Regions from separate parts of the Homo sapiens genome. Here all the other regions are linked to region 3. A link is a contact called in ENCODE Hi-C or POLR2A ChIA-PET data. All regions are on one chromosome and are shown on one strand. The core of a region is the stretch at or near the end of the contact, and the rest is flanking DNA. Distances in the headings are between cores, read along the strand shown.

What was found. Hi-C counts contacts between places; a loop is a spot of excess contacts on that map. ChIA-PET counts read pairs that join two places held with the same protein, here RNA polymerase II (POLR2A). Pooled maps may share reads with other maps.
Region 1: a pooled map shows a loop between it and region 3 (6-fold over the local background). The contact joins the enhancer-like site here to the promoter of RAD51C in region 3. A Hi-C loop is called at or near these places in 2 of 50 pooled maps. POLR2A ChIA-PET finds 5 or more read pairs at or near these places in 2 of 52 experiments (GM12878 and IMR-90).
Region 2: a pooled map shows a loop between it and region 3 (8-fold over the local background). The contact joins the promoter of CLTC here to the promoter of RAD51C in region 3. A Hi-C loop is called at or near these places in 6 of 50 pooled maps. POLR2A ChIA-PET finds 5 or more read pairs at or near these places in 2 of 52 experiments (CD8-positive, alpha-beta T cell and GM12878).
Region 4: a loop to region 3 is called in a pooled map, with 34 times the contacts of the local background. The contact joins the promoter of DHX40 here to the promoter of RAD51C in region 3. A Hi-C loop is called at or near these places in 7 of 50 pooled maps. POLR2A ChIA-PET finds 5 or more read pairs at or near these places in 2 of 52 experiments (CD8-positive, alpha-beta T cell and H1).

The regions. Positions count from the first base shown.
Region 1 is chr17:59,426,761-59,429,460 of GRCh38, forward strand. No RefSeq gene overlaps it. Among named protein-coding and RNA genes, the nearest start is that of MIR4729, 62 kb to the left of the region's middle. RefSeq lists a silencer at 954-1,083. Within about 2 kb of position 1,438, at least 16 of the 41 ENCODE cell types and tissues checked have a DNase peak (open chromatin) inside an H3K27ac peak, as active enhancers do.
Region 2 is chr17:59,618,570-59,621,269 of GRCh38, forward strand. It overlaps CLTC (clathrin heavy chain), which reads left to right and starts at 1,326. Exons shown (of 32, transcript NM_004859.4): 1 at 1,326-1,604. The coding sequence starts at 1,563. RefSeq lists enhancers at 1-572, 410-459, 470-589, 1,040-1,389, 1,119-1,413.
Region 3 is chr17:58,691,321-58,694,020 of GRCh38, forward strand. RAD51C (RAD51 paralog C) reads left to right here and starts at 1,282. Exons shown (of 9, transcript NM_058216.3): 1 at 1,282-1,468. The coding sequence starts at 1,324. It overlaps TEX14 (testis expressed 14, intercellular bridge forming factor), which reads right to left and starts at 725. Exons shown (of 32, transcript NM_031272.5): 1 at 619-725. It overlaps IGBP1C (IGBP1 family member C), which reads right to left and starts at 725. Exons shown (of 2, transcript NM_001395966.1): 1 at 619-725. RefSeq lists enhancers at 1,040-1,139, 1,470-1,639.
Region 4 is chr17:59,564,227-59,566,926 of GRCh38, forward strand. It overlaps DHX40 (DEAH-box helicase 40), which reads left to right and starts at 1,384. Exons shown (of 18, transcript NM_024612.5): 1 at 1,384-1,557; 2 at 2,401-2,568. The coding sequence starts at 1,446. RefSeq lists enhancers at 1,065-1,607, 1,223-1,482 and a silencer at 1,893-2,022.

The DNA.
Region 1 (2,700 bases), core at 188-2,687, 740 kb after region 3:
CCCAAGACTGGCCAGCAAAGTCTACTTAGTGACCTCCAGCAAATAGTCCACCAGCAAGCTACTTAAGATTAGAGCAGGCTGGGCGTGGTGGCTCACGCCTGTAATCCCAGGACTTTGGGAGGCTGAGGCGGGTGGATCACGAGGTCAGGAGATCGAGACCATCCTGGCTAACATGGAGAAACCCCGTCTCTACTAAAAATACAAAAAATTAGCTGGGCGTGGTGGTGGGCGCCTGTAGTCCCAGCTGCTCGGGAGGCTGAGGCAGGAGAATGGCATGAACCCGGGAGGCGGATGTTGCAGTGAGCTGAGATCGTGCCACTGCACTCCAGCCTGGGCAACAGAGCAAGACTCCGTATCAAAAAAAAAAAAAAAAAGATTAGAGCAAAACTTTATCTTGGCAGCAAGAACAGAGGGGATCTCTGCTGAGTTCAGGGCATCCTGTTTCTCACCGGGCTCAGTCACATTAAACAGCCAATACCAGTTTTAGGAAAATCCATGTTGAATTTTAAATGTATTTTGGCTCATTTGGGGGGTTATGATTGTCCAATTCAGCTGGTAGTTTGTGTATCAAACTTCAAATCGACAAACGATGTTTATTCAAGGAAGTTTCTTGAAGCCTAGATGGTACATGTTTACCTTAAAAAGCAAAACCAAAAAATTCCAAAAAACAGAAACAGGAAAAAGTGCCCTGGTGAGTAAAACCAAAAGCATGTGGCAGACAGACACAATGCAGGCCTGAGTATTTTGAACAATGCTCATGGCCCCAGCCTTGACACTGGGGAAACTGGGAATGTGGTCGCAGACTTCCTATGTCAAGTGTTTCCCTGGATTTCCTGGAATCCAACTTGAAGTGCCATTTCCCCTGGTGCCACCAAGGAGTTAAGCTTTGGTTCTGTTCTCCCAGTGACTAAGAATGCTCTGTGTGGCTCTGAGATCATCCAGAAAGAAACTGACAGTCGGCGTGGGAAGAGTGTGAGCTTTCAGTGCTCTTGAAATGCCTTTGATGGGCATGGTGAGAGAGCAAAAGGCTTATTGCCACCTAGTGCCCCTGATTGTGTAATTTCGTCGTGAATTCTTGTTTCTTCTTTTGAATTTTGCATAATTTTAAATGAAGATCTCTAACTCCTTGGGGAGCTTGATATTGTGATGTGTGAGTTATTCTATGGAGCTATTCTATGTGAGCTATTCTATATTTTAGACAGCAAACGTATCCCACCACTTGGAAATATCACCCATTTTGATTGAAAACAAAGTAGAATCAATGACCTGACCAAATCACACGTGTGTGTGTGAGGGAGACTGGGTCTTTCCACTCCTGATGTTTTCTTTCTTCTGAAAGGAGTCCAAACACTCCTTGCTTCTCTCCACCCGCCCCCTCTTCCCTGAGAAGGAGGAGTGGTTTAATATGACTGGTGAGTTTGGAAGGAGGAACTGTGCCTTATATCATCCTCTCTTTTCTTCTTGGGAGCAAGCTTCGCTCCCGTGGGGTGGGAAGAGTAGGCCCATTCCAGCTCAGCTGCCTGTCATCGAGCCGCCAAGTCTGCCTAACTCTGAAGTTGAGTATCGGGAAGCTCGATTGTCTGATGATATAAGCCACGTTCTCTAATATCAGCTTTATCAGTAGAAAAGGTTATTTTTGGTCCTCATCTAGCTTGCTGCTATCTTCTGATTCAATTCAAAATTCACAGAGAAGGGAGCAGACTGCTATTTTGGGGCCTCCTCAAAGACCCCAACATATTTACTGGAAGATTTCCTGTGATTAGAAAAATCCCAGTGTTGGGGTAAGGTCCAACTTATAGATCCACATCATCACTTTCTTATATAACACCAGATTCCTTAGCTGTCAGCTGAGTAAAAGAGAGTTTATGGGTGTTCCTTGCAGCTAAAATGCATCCATTCAAAAGTTATTTATTGAATCCTTACCACGTGCCAGGGGACACATAAGTGATCAAGAGAAACAGTCTTGGGCCGGGCGCAATGGCTCACGCCTGTAATCCCAGCATGTTGGGAGGCCAAGTTGGTTGGTCATTTGAGGTCAGGAGTTTGAGACCAGCCTAGCCAACATGGTGAAACCCCATCTCTACCAAAAATACAAAAAATTAGCCAGGCATGGTGGCAGACACCTGTGGTCCCAGCTACTTGGGAGGCCGAGGCACAAGAATCACTTGAACCCAGGAGGCGGAGGTTGCAGTAAGCCAAGATCACACCACTGCACTCCAGCCTGGGTGACGGTAGTGAAACTCTGTTTCAAAACAAAAAAAAAAGAAAGAAAAAAAAGAGAGAGACACAGTCCCTGCTGTCACACAGTTTATAATTTAACTAGGGTGTATCAATTTAAAAGTTTAATGTTTCAAGTGAAAGAAAACAATCTCAAATAGGCTTGAGTAATACAGGAATTTATTGTCTCACTGGAGATCCAGGCACAATTTGATCCAAGATTCAAACAGCATGGATCCATTTCTTGGCTCTGCTTCCTTTGAGTTGGATTCATTCTTTAGCCACCACATGTTGGAACCCCTCTCTCCTGGCAGCTTCAAGTTTTCCACGACGGCTGCAGCAGATCTAAGACATACCATTTACCAGGCTGACAAGAGTCCAAGTTCCAGCAATCCCTGGAGGTCCATCCTGAGAAGGCCATCTCAGGTTATAGACCAGCATAAATCGGGAGCTCACAGGACAGAAGACACTGATTGGCTCACG
Region 2 (2,700 bases), core at 76-2,575, 930 kb after region 3:
TATTGTATTGGTGCGATTATGAAATATTATTATGGCTTATACTTTAGCAAGAAAGTACCAGAAAGGTTATTATTAATCGACAATGAATGCCGTTGATACCTTCATGCTCTTTGAAGACAGGATGCTCCGGCTTTGAAGCGCTACATTTCTACATTGCTAACCTACAGGAACCTATGTTGAGGTGGTCCCACCGAAATACACGGCTAATAGTTCATCTCTTTCCTCCAGGAACCTTCAGGTTTTTTTTTGTTTGTTTTTTTTTTGAGACGGAGTCTCGCTCTGTCGCCCAGGTTGGAGTGCAGTGGCGCGATGGAACCTTCGGGTTTTACTAAGCATCCTTACCCTAATTATCTAAATCTTTGAGACGTAAATTATTTGATGTGGCTAAAAATCCTCCTGCTAGAATTTAGGTCCAATCCTTTAATGTTCGGATACTCAAATTCTTTAACGAAACTGATCACTGAGCTAGGCCGACACAAGTCCGCCAAAATGTCCGCAGAAACGTTAAGAAAAGCTGTCATAAGGCCAGCTTGAAAGACATCATAAAAGGCCTTCGCTGTCCTTTGAGTTAATTATCTAACACCCGAAGAGAGTGCCAGTTCTAGTTAGAATCCGCGCGTCAGGTTCTCCAACAGTCAGAAGGGCTTGTGTGAGGGCAGGGAAGATTTTAAACCCCGTTTCAGGCCCCCTCCCTAGGCTGTAGGAAACCACCCACTCTGAAGCCCGGCGGGGGAGGAGTGCTGCAGCCAGCTGCCGAGGGAGCGCTCTGCGGCGAGGCCGTTTCCCTGAGTCACGGAGAGGGCGGGAGGCTGCGCCCGTCTGCCCCCGCCACGTCCTCCTGTGAGGGGCTCAGTCGAAACAGGCAGCGGTCGCAGGGAAACGAAGCGGCACCCGTCATGCCTCAAGGTGGCCCAAAAGCCTCTTCACTCCCAGGAGACGCCGCATTTCCTTAAAACGAGCTCTCCATTTCTGGCAGCAATCAGCCGACCCTTCCCCATCAGTATCACGTGCACCTGGAAGTACGTGGGTGGGACCTAAAGCGCCCACGGAAGTGACGTCGGTCGCCCCGAGTCGCATGATGTGGCAAAATGAAAAAAAAAAAGTGGGGGGAGAAAGAGAAGACTGGCGAAAGTGATGAGTCTAAAAAAGTAGTCCCTCCGGTTCCTCTGTTTCCCCCCATGTGGCGTCAGGAAGCGAGGCACCGGGCGCACTGCGCCCCGAATTCCTGCGCCCGCCGCGCGCGGCGCTCCGTGGAGGGGTACATAAGGCGGAGGGGGTGAGGCGACTGGGCGGAGTTCTGTCGCCGGGATCCTTCCGCTGGGCTCAGCCGTTTCCGGAGTCTGCGCTGCGCCCGGTTCCGCCATTGCGGCTCTCCTGGCCCCTGGAGCCTCCGCCCCCGACCCGAGCTCTTTCGTCTGCCTGCCAGTTTCCTGCGTCCCCGGAGAGGATCCTGCTGAGCCCAGCCTCCCCCCTCCCCTTCTCCTCCTCTCCCTTGGAGAGCCCGGGCAGCCACTGCCCCGCAGCCCCAGTGACAGGAGGAGACCATAACCCCCGACAGCGCCATGGCCCAGATTCTGCCAATTCGTTTTCAGGAGCATCTCCAGGTGCGGCCGGGCCCGGGCTGGTGAGGGCTGTGGAGAAGGTGGTAGGAAGGATGGAAGACGCTGGAGTCTGGGCCCGAGCAGTATCGGAGCTGGAGGGGCGGGGGGGTTGTCGGTGATTGGGGTAGGTGGAGGAGGGGGCACTATCTTGGAAAGCTTAAAATATTAAATGATGTGGGGCTTGGATGGAAAGGACAGGAGTTGGGGTGCAAAGAGCTGCAAGGACCAGGCCTGGATCCAAAGGCCTCTCGATCTTGCTTCCTGGATGGCCAGAACTGCGCGTACAAACTCTCTCCCCATTTTATTCATTTCATTCATTTGGGTAGGGGAGTGGGAGGGGGATTCTCCCTTGTTTCTACCAGAGCAAGGATTCTTATCCCCTGGGCCAGTGCGGGGCTGTCACCTTCCATTGCTCTCCTCTTTCCCTCATCGTGTCTGCACCCAGGAGTTGTGGGGCGGGTGGGTTGGGGAGGAGCAACCTTTTTTTTCCCTCCCTCTGCGGCTCTCAACTGAGAAAGGCACCTTCTCCGGTGGTGGGGGTTGGGGGTGGTGGTGAGGCGGTGGCTTTTCTCTTGCCTTCCCTGAGGCAGTAGGGACAGAAGGTCACTGAAAGAACGGAACGAGGGTAGAATGGGAGAACGCATTTCTTAGAGCTATGTCAATCTCAGAGTGTGTGCGGTCAAACTCCCTAAGGAAACTCGCCTCCCCTTCCCCCTTTTTTTATTTCTCTGGGGATGTTGTGGCTCTTAACCCCTCTTTGGTTCTGGAAGGTAGGAAAGAGTGATACAGAGGTTATCTTTTAGTCTTCTCGAGTAGTAGCAGGTAGTTTTGAATATCTTCTTCAGGATCGCATGGAATTGAACAGAGCCCTGGGGACAGCACAGCTGCTCTGAGACCTGCAGGGCTATTTGGTCTGTGACTGGCTTCCCTTTAGTAAGTTCTAGAGTTCTTCCCCATGGTTCCTTATCCTGGAGGCAACATATTGTTATCTGGCAACATGCCAGTGGCGGGCCTAGGCAGGTGACCATTGGAAGGCTTCACTGAATTAAACCTCTTCAGAGCTTTTGATTTTCCTGTGTCACCAATCCTGTTTTTTACT
Region 3 (2,700 bases), core at 32-2,531:
TTGCAATATTTAGAAAGTTCTTCTAAGCTGGGAAGAAAAGTCAAGACTAAGAATCATTGCCAACAGGGCCGGGCGCGGTGGCTCACGCCTGTACTCCCAGCATTTTGGGAGGCCGAGGCAGGCGGATCACGAGGTCAGGAGTTCGAGACCAGCCTGGCCAATATGGTGAAACCCCTTCTCTAATAATAATACAAAAATTAGCCGGGCATGGTGGCGTGCGCCTGTAATCCCAGGTACTCAAGAGGCTGAGGCAGGAGACTCACTTGAACCCGGGAGGCGAAGGTTGCAGTGAGCCGACATCGTGCCACTGCACTCCATCATGGGCAACACAGTGAGACTCTGTCTCAAAAAAAAAAAAAAAAAAATCGCCAATAGGTAGGGAATAAGTTACCCCCTGCTAAATAAGTTACACTCACCTAGGCAAGGAAGGAACTCATAAACCACCTTCTAAACTGCTTGCCTTCCTCCCCGAAGTTCTGTAATTTAGAGGCGGTCACTACCACTGCTTGAACACCCCTTCCCAAGTCTGTACCACAAAAGGAGCTCTTGTGTAGCCCAGCCCCTCCTTCTCAGGACCCCAGGAGCCCAGACACACTAATGGGGACATTAGTTGCTTACTTTTCCAGCTACTGCTTAAGCTAGGCAGGCCATGAAGAAATAACGGTCTCAGTAACCTCCATGCTCGGGATACGACTCCCGGGAAGACGTGGGTGGGTGCGGGGAATGCGGACTGATCCCTCCCAGCGGCCGTTGGGGGCTGGCCCACAATCCCTCGCGAGGGCGGGAAAAGCAATGTGGTCGTTGCGGGGGGGGGGGGTCAGAAAAGGGGGACGGTCAGCGGGAAGAGCCAAGAGACTGCAACTCTACAAAGAGCACGCAGATTAATTCTAATGATTGTTCCCTGAGCTTTTCACACCAAAATAATGGTAACTGGCTAGTGTGTGCCCGTTACGCTCACTACTCCCACTCGAGATCATTCCTATTAATGACTCTGAGGCTTCACCTAACAGGCCACGGTGGAGGCAAGGAAATGTGGCGTGGAGAACCCACTGGGCCTGGCTCTCCGTCCTATGGTCTCCGTCCATCGTTTTACAGTCAGGGTGTACATTTGATGAGGAATCTCTAAATGGGATTTTGGGGAATCAAAACGGAATGGTGCATAAGTGTGAAAATTTACAAGACTGCGCAAAGCTGCAAGGCCCGGAGCCCCGTGCGGCCAGGCCGCAGAGCCGGCCCCTTCCGCTTTACGTCTGACGTCACGCCGCACGCCCCAGCGAGGGCGTGCGGAGTTTGGCTGCTCCGGGGTTAGCAGGTGAGCCTGCGATGCGCGGGAAGACGTTCCGCTTTGAAATGCAGCGGGATTTGGTGAGTTTCCCGCTGTCTCCAGCGGTGCGGGTGAAGCTGGTGTCTGCGGGGTTCCAGACTGCTGAGGAACTCCTAGAGGTGAAACCCTCCGAGCTTAGCAAAGGTAACGACTCCTGATGGCAAGCTGAGGCACACCGGCCGCCGTCAGCGCCGCCTCAGTCTTCGTTCTCTCGCCTCGGCCTTCAGCCCAGTCTCCGTTAGATTCTGCTTCCTCCCACGTCCATGTTTACAGCGTGAAAGAGCTCCTCGACTCCACTTACAAGTTGTCTGAATGGTTAGGAGAACTGTGGTCGTGAAAACATTTACTAATTGCTTTTCCTCTGGCAATGCCTGCTGAATGCTTTGAGGATTGTCTCATTTAACCCTCAACCCGCTTACGTAGATTATTATATTCAGTATATGGATGAGAGAACTGATATCTTGGGGAGCTTAGGTAACTTTTCATGCTAACTGGGTTAGGAAATACTGGAGTCAGAATTGGTTGTCTAATTTTTGCTGTTCCAAGATCCAAGGGGTAAGGGTTAAATTTCAGAAATGCAGGATTTTGTGTAGGACTAGAGACACTAAGAATGAGAAAGAGAGTAGAATCCCCGGAATCTTGAGGAAGCATAGAAAGAATATTCTCTTACGTAATTAACTGAAACACCCAAAACCTCATATTCCAGAGCATTGCAGATGGGAACCACTGCATCCTGAGACATACAAATATGAGGCTGGCGGTGGTCACTTGTTGTGCACATCTCTCTATGACATGTCTGGACCTGTGCTATTCACTGAAGAAGATGGAACAGAATTTTAAGTTACTGCCCTTACTGATGGAAAATACAGAGGTTTCAATTCGCCTCTAAAGAATAAGTCTCGTGGACCCAGCCTTAACTGTTTAAGTCATACCGCGCGCAGACTGTGTCCCCCAAGATTTGATGGGCTCTTTTTTCTTCAACAAGTTGGCTTTTCAAAGAAGAAATGTGAGACCCTGAATAATAATGATCACTAACAACTATTGACTACTTTAGATGGTCTTGATATTCTACCAAGCTTTTTACATGTATCGTCTCATTCCCATTTTATAGACGAAAAAAATCTGAGCAAAAAAGAAAAAGTGAAGTAACTTGCCCAAAGTCATGCAGTAAGTGGTGCCAGGATTTACAAACCCAGGCAATCTAATTCCAGCATTCAGGCTCTTGATAGGATTTTCATTTCCTAAATGCTGTCATCACCATTGTCTTTTATTAGCCCCATATTTATGGCTCATATTCTTATCAGATCAAGCACTGATATATCAAACTGATAAGTGATGTCATCCTCACCATTATTTCTTCACCAGCTTGTTTTGTA
Region 4 (2,700 bases), core at 134-2,633, 870 kb after region 3:
GTGTTGATCAGTTCCATTTAAAAGCAGTTGGTATGAGTTCACTTTATTTTTTGAGGTGGAATCTCGCTCTGTTGCCCAGGCTGGAGTGCAGTGGCATGATCTTGGCTCACTGCAACCCCTGCCTCCTAGGTTCAAGCGATTCTCCTGCCTCAGCCTCCCGAGTAGCTGGGATTATAGGCGCGTGCTACCACACCCGGCTAATTTTTTTTATTTTTTTATTTTTAATAGAGACGGGGTTTCACCATATTGGCCAGGCCGGTCTCGAACTCCTGATCTCAAGTGATTCATCTGTCCTGGCCCCCCAAGGTGCTGGCATTACAGGCATGAGCCACCATGCATGGCCATGACTTCACTTCAAATGAGCACAGAAAAATCTGGGGGCCCAACAACCTTATGGTACATCTTTTGAAGCCTGGTCAGACAAGAGGGTCTTTAGGTGATGGTGAAGTGACAGTTTTGAGTTGTCTTCTTTGGTAGTAAGTGTTGGCTAATTCTAACAGCAGGAACAATTGAGGAGTCCAACAAACAATCTTGTTCACATTGCAATGATTTTGTTACAGTTGACACTAATTTAAAAATTGGCAGGCTCTAGACCAGAAAGACCTGCCCCCAAAGTACCTTTTCTGAAAAAGTTGCCCTGCCTCAGATGCTGTGTATCTGTTGAACTTTTCAGCTACTGTGGTTTCCAAGGAATGCACCTCTATCAAAAATGAGCTTAATTCCTAAGGAAGTCAATTATTATTCCTCCATTCCAGCAAAGTCAACAAATATTGACAGCCCACCTTGAATCACTGTGCTGGGCCCTGGATGTAGCAGTGTTTTAATATTTCGACTCTTGTGGGGGGGGGCTTTACAATCTAGCTGGGCAGAAGAGGAAACATGCAAATAAATTAAAATGCAGGGTCCTATGAGGGAAATGAACAGCCTTGGTGACCTAAGTTTTGATAATAACATAACTAAAAGTTCGGCTCCACAACTCAGTAGCTGTGTGCCTTGGACAGGTCATATCAGATTAGGAAAGGTGAGAATGAGTTGAGGAACGCAGCACTCTGGGATCATGGTTCCAGCTCCGGGCAGAGGGTTACATCGTGTCAAGTGTGTGAAGGCAGAATAGCCTGCAGAGACCACTGTGGCGTTGAAAAGAGGTGTCGTCGCGACCTTCGGCGCCGGAGAGGCGAAACAAGAGGGGGTCTTCGGGCCCTCAGGTATGGCTCAGCCGCCCAAGGCGAAGCGCACGTGGCAGTTGGCGGGAAATCCCTGGGGGGTGGAGCCTCGGCTCGAGGTCCGGCCGCCCCGTACCACGTCATCGAGCAGCTCCCCCTCCCCTTGCTACAAGTCGCACGCGCGGAAGTAAACACCTCTACGTCATCAGGGCGCGTCCTCGTCTTTCCCCTCCCATCTCCTCAGATCGGTGGACGTGCTCGCCTCCACTCGGGGCCAGGTCTATGTCCCGGTTTCCCGCAGTCGCGGGCAGGGCGCCAAGGCGGCAGGAGGAGGGTGAGCGGTCAAGAGACCTCCAGGAAGAGCGGCTCTCGGCTGTTTGCATCGCCGATAGAGGTGCGGTCCGCGGGACGGTACGGAAGCCAGCGGGAGTTACGGCGTGGGGGTTTTGGTGGGGGGATGAAAGTACGCCTTTGGCAGGCTGAGAAGAGTAGTGAGGAAGCCGTGGCGTTCTCCTGGCTTTCCAAGCCCGAGGCGAACTTTGCGTCCAATGAGCACTTTGCCTTAGAGGGGGGCGGTCCCAGATTCAAGTTAGGCGAAAACCTTACTGGGGGGCGAAAAAGTGAACCCCAACGCCCGAAATGCATTCTGTTCTTAAACAGGCTCATAGACCCTTTGTTCTCTACCCATTCATCCCCCCCACCCTTCGTCGGGCCGCCAGCCTGCCTTTGGGTACAGTATGAAGGGAGCCAGTTTCCAGGAGCCAGTTTCCATGGTTACCCACCACTTGGCCTTCTGGGATATCAGTCGCTCTGAACAGGGACCTAACTTGAACCATGAATCAGAAGCAAACACAGGTGGCTTCTAATCCAGCTGAGAATTTTCTGCTGTGTTCCAGTTTTTGGTCTATTGTTAAATAAAATTGAGTTTTGTGCTTCTGTGTAAGTATGCATGTGTATACGTTGCCTTGAGCTATACTTGCTTTGAAAAGTACTTTGAGTTATGCGTGAACAAATGCTCAAGTTGCTGGATTTCACCAAAAAGTTGTTCTGGGCTCATTAACCCTCACTTACAAATTGCGCTCATTAACGCTCACTTACATGAGCGATTTAACTGAGAAGTCATGGATGATCCCGTCCAGCCCTAAAATTCTATTGCCTTTCTGGTTTTAGTCATGAGAAATTGAGTCAGAGATATCTTTACAAGTCTTTTAATTGACTTGTTTTTCTGTTATTACAGAAGAGAAAGGATGCACGTCCCAGGAGGGAGGAACTACTCCAACTTTTCCTATTCAGAAACAAAGAAAAAAGATTATTCAAGCTGTGAGGGACAATTCATTCCTTATTGTTACTGGAAATACAGGAAGTGGTAAAACAACTCAACTCCCAAAATATCTATATGAAGCAGGTGATTTTTTTCTGTTGTAATAATTGGAAATATTTTAAAAATATCCTCTTTTTAAAGGCCAGTAGGACTTCTGTACTCCATGATTGCCCAGTATTTGCTTTATAGTCCCGCTTCTCTTGGCACACCCCCTTC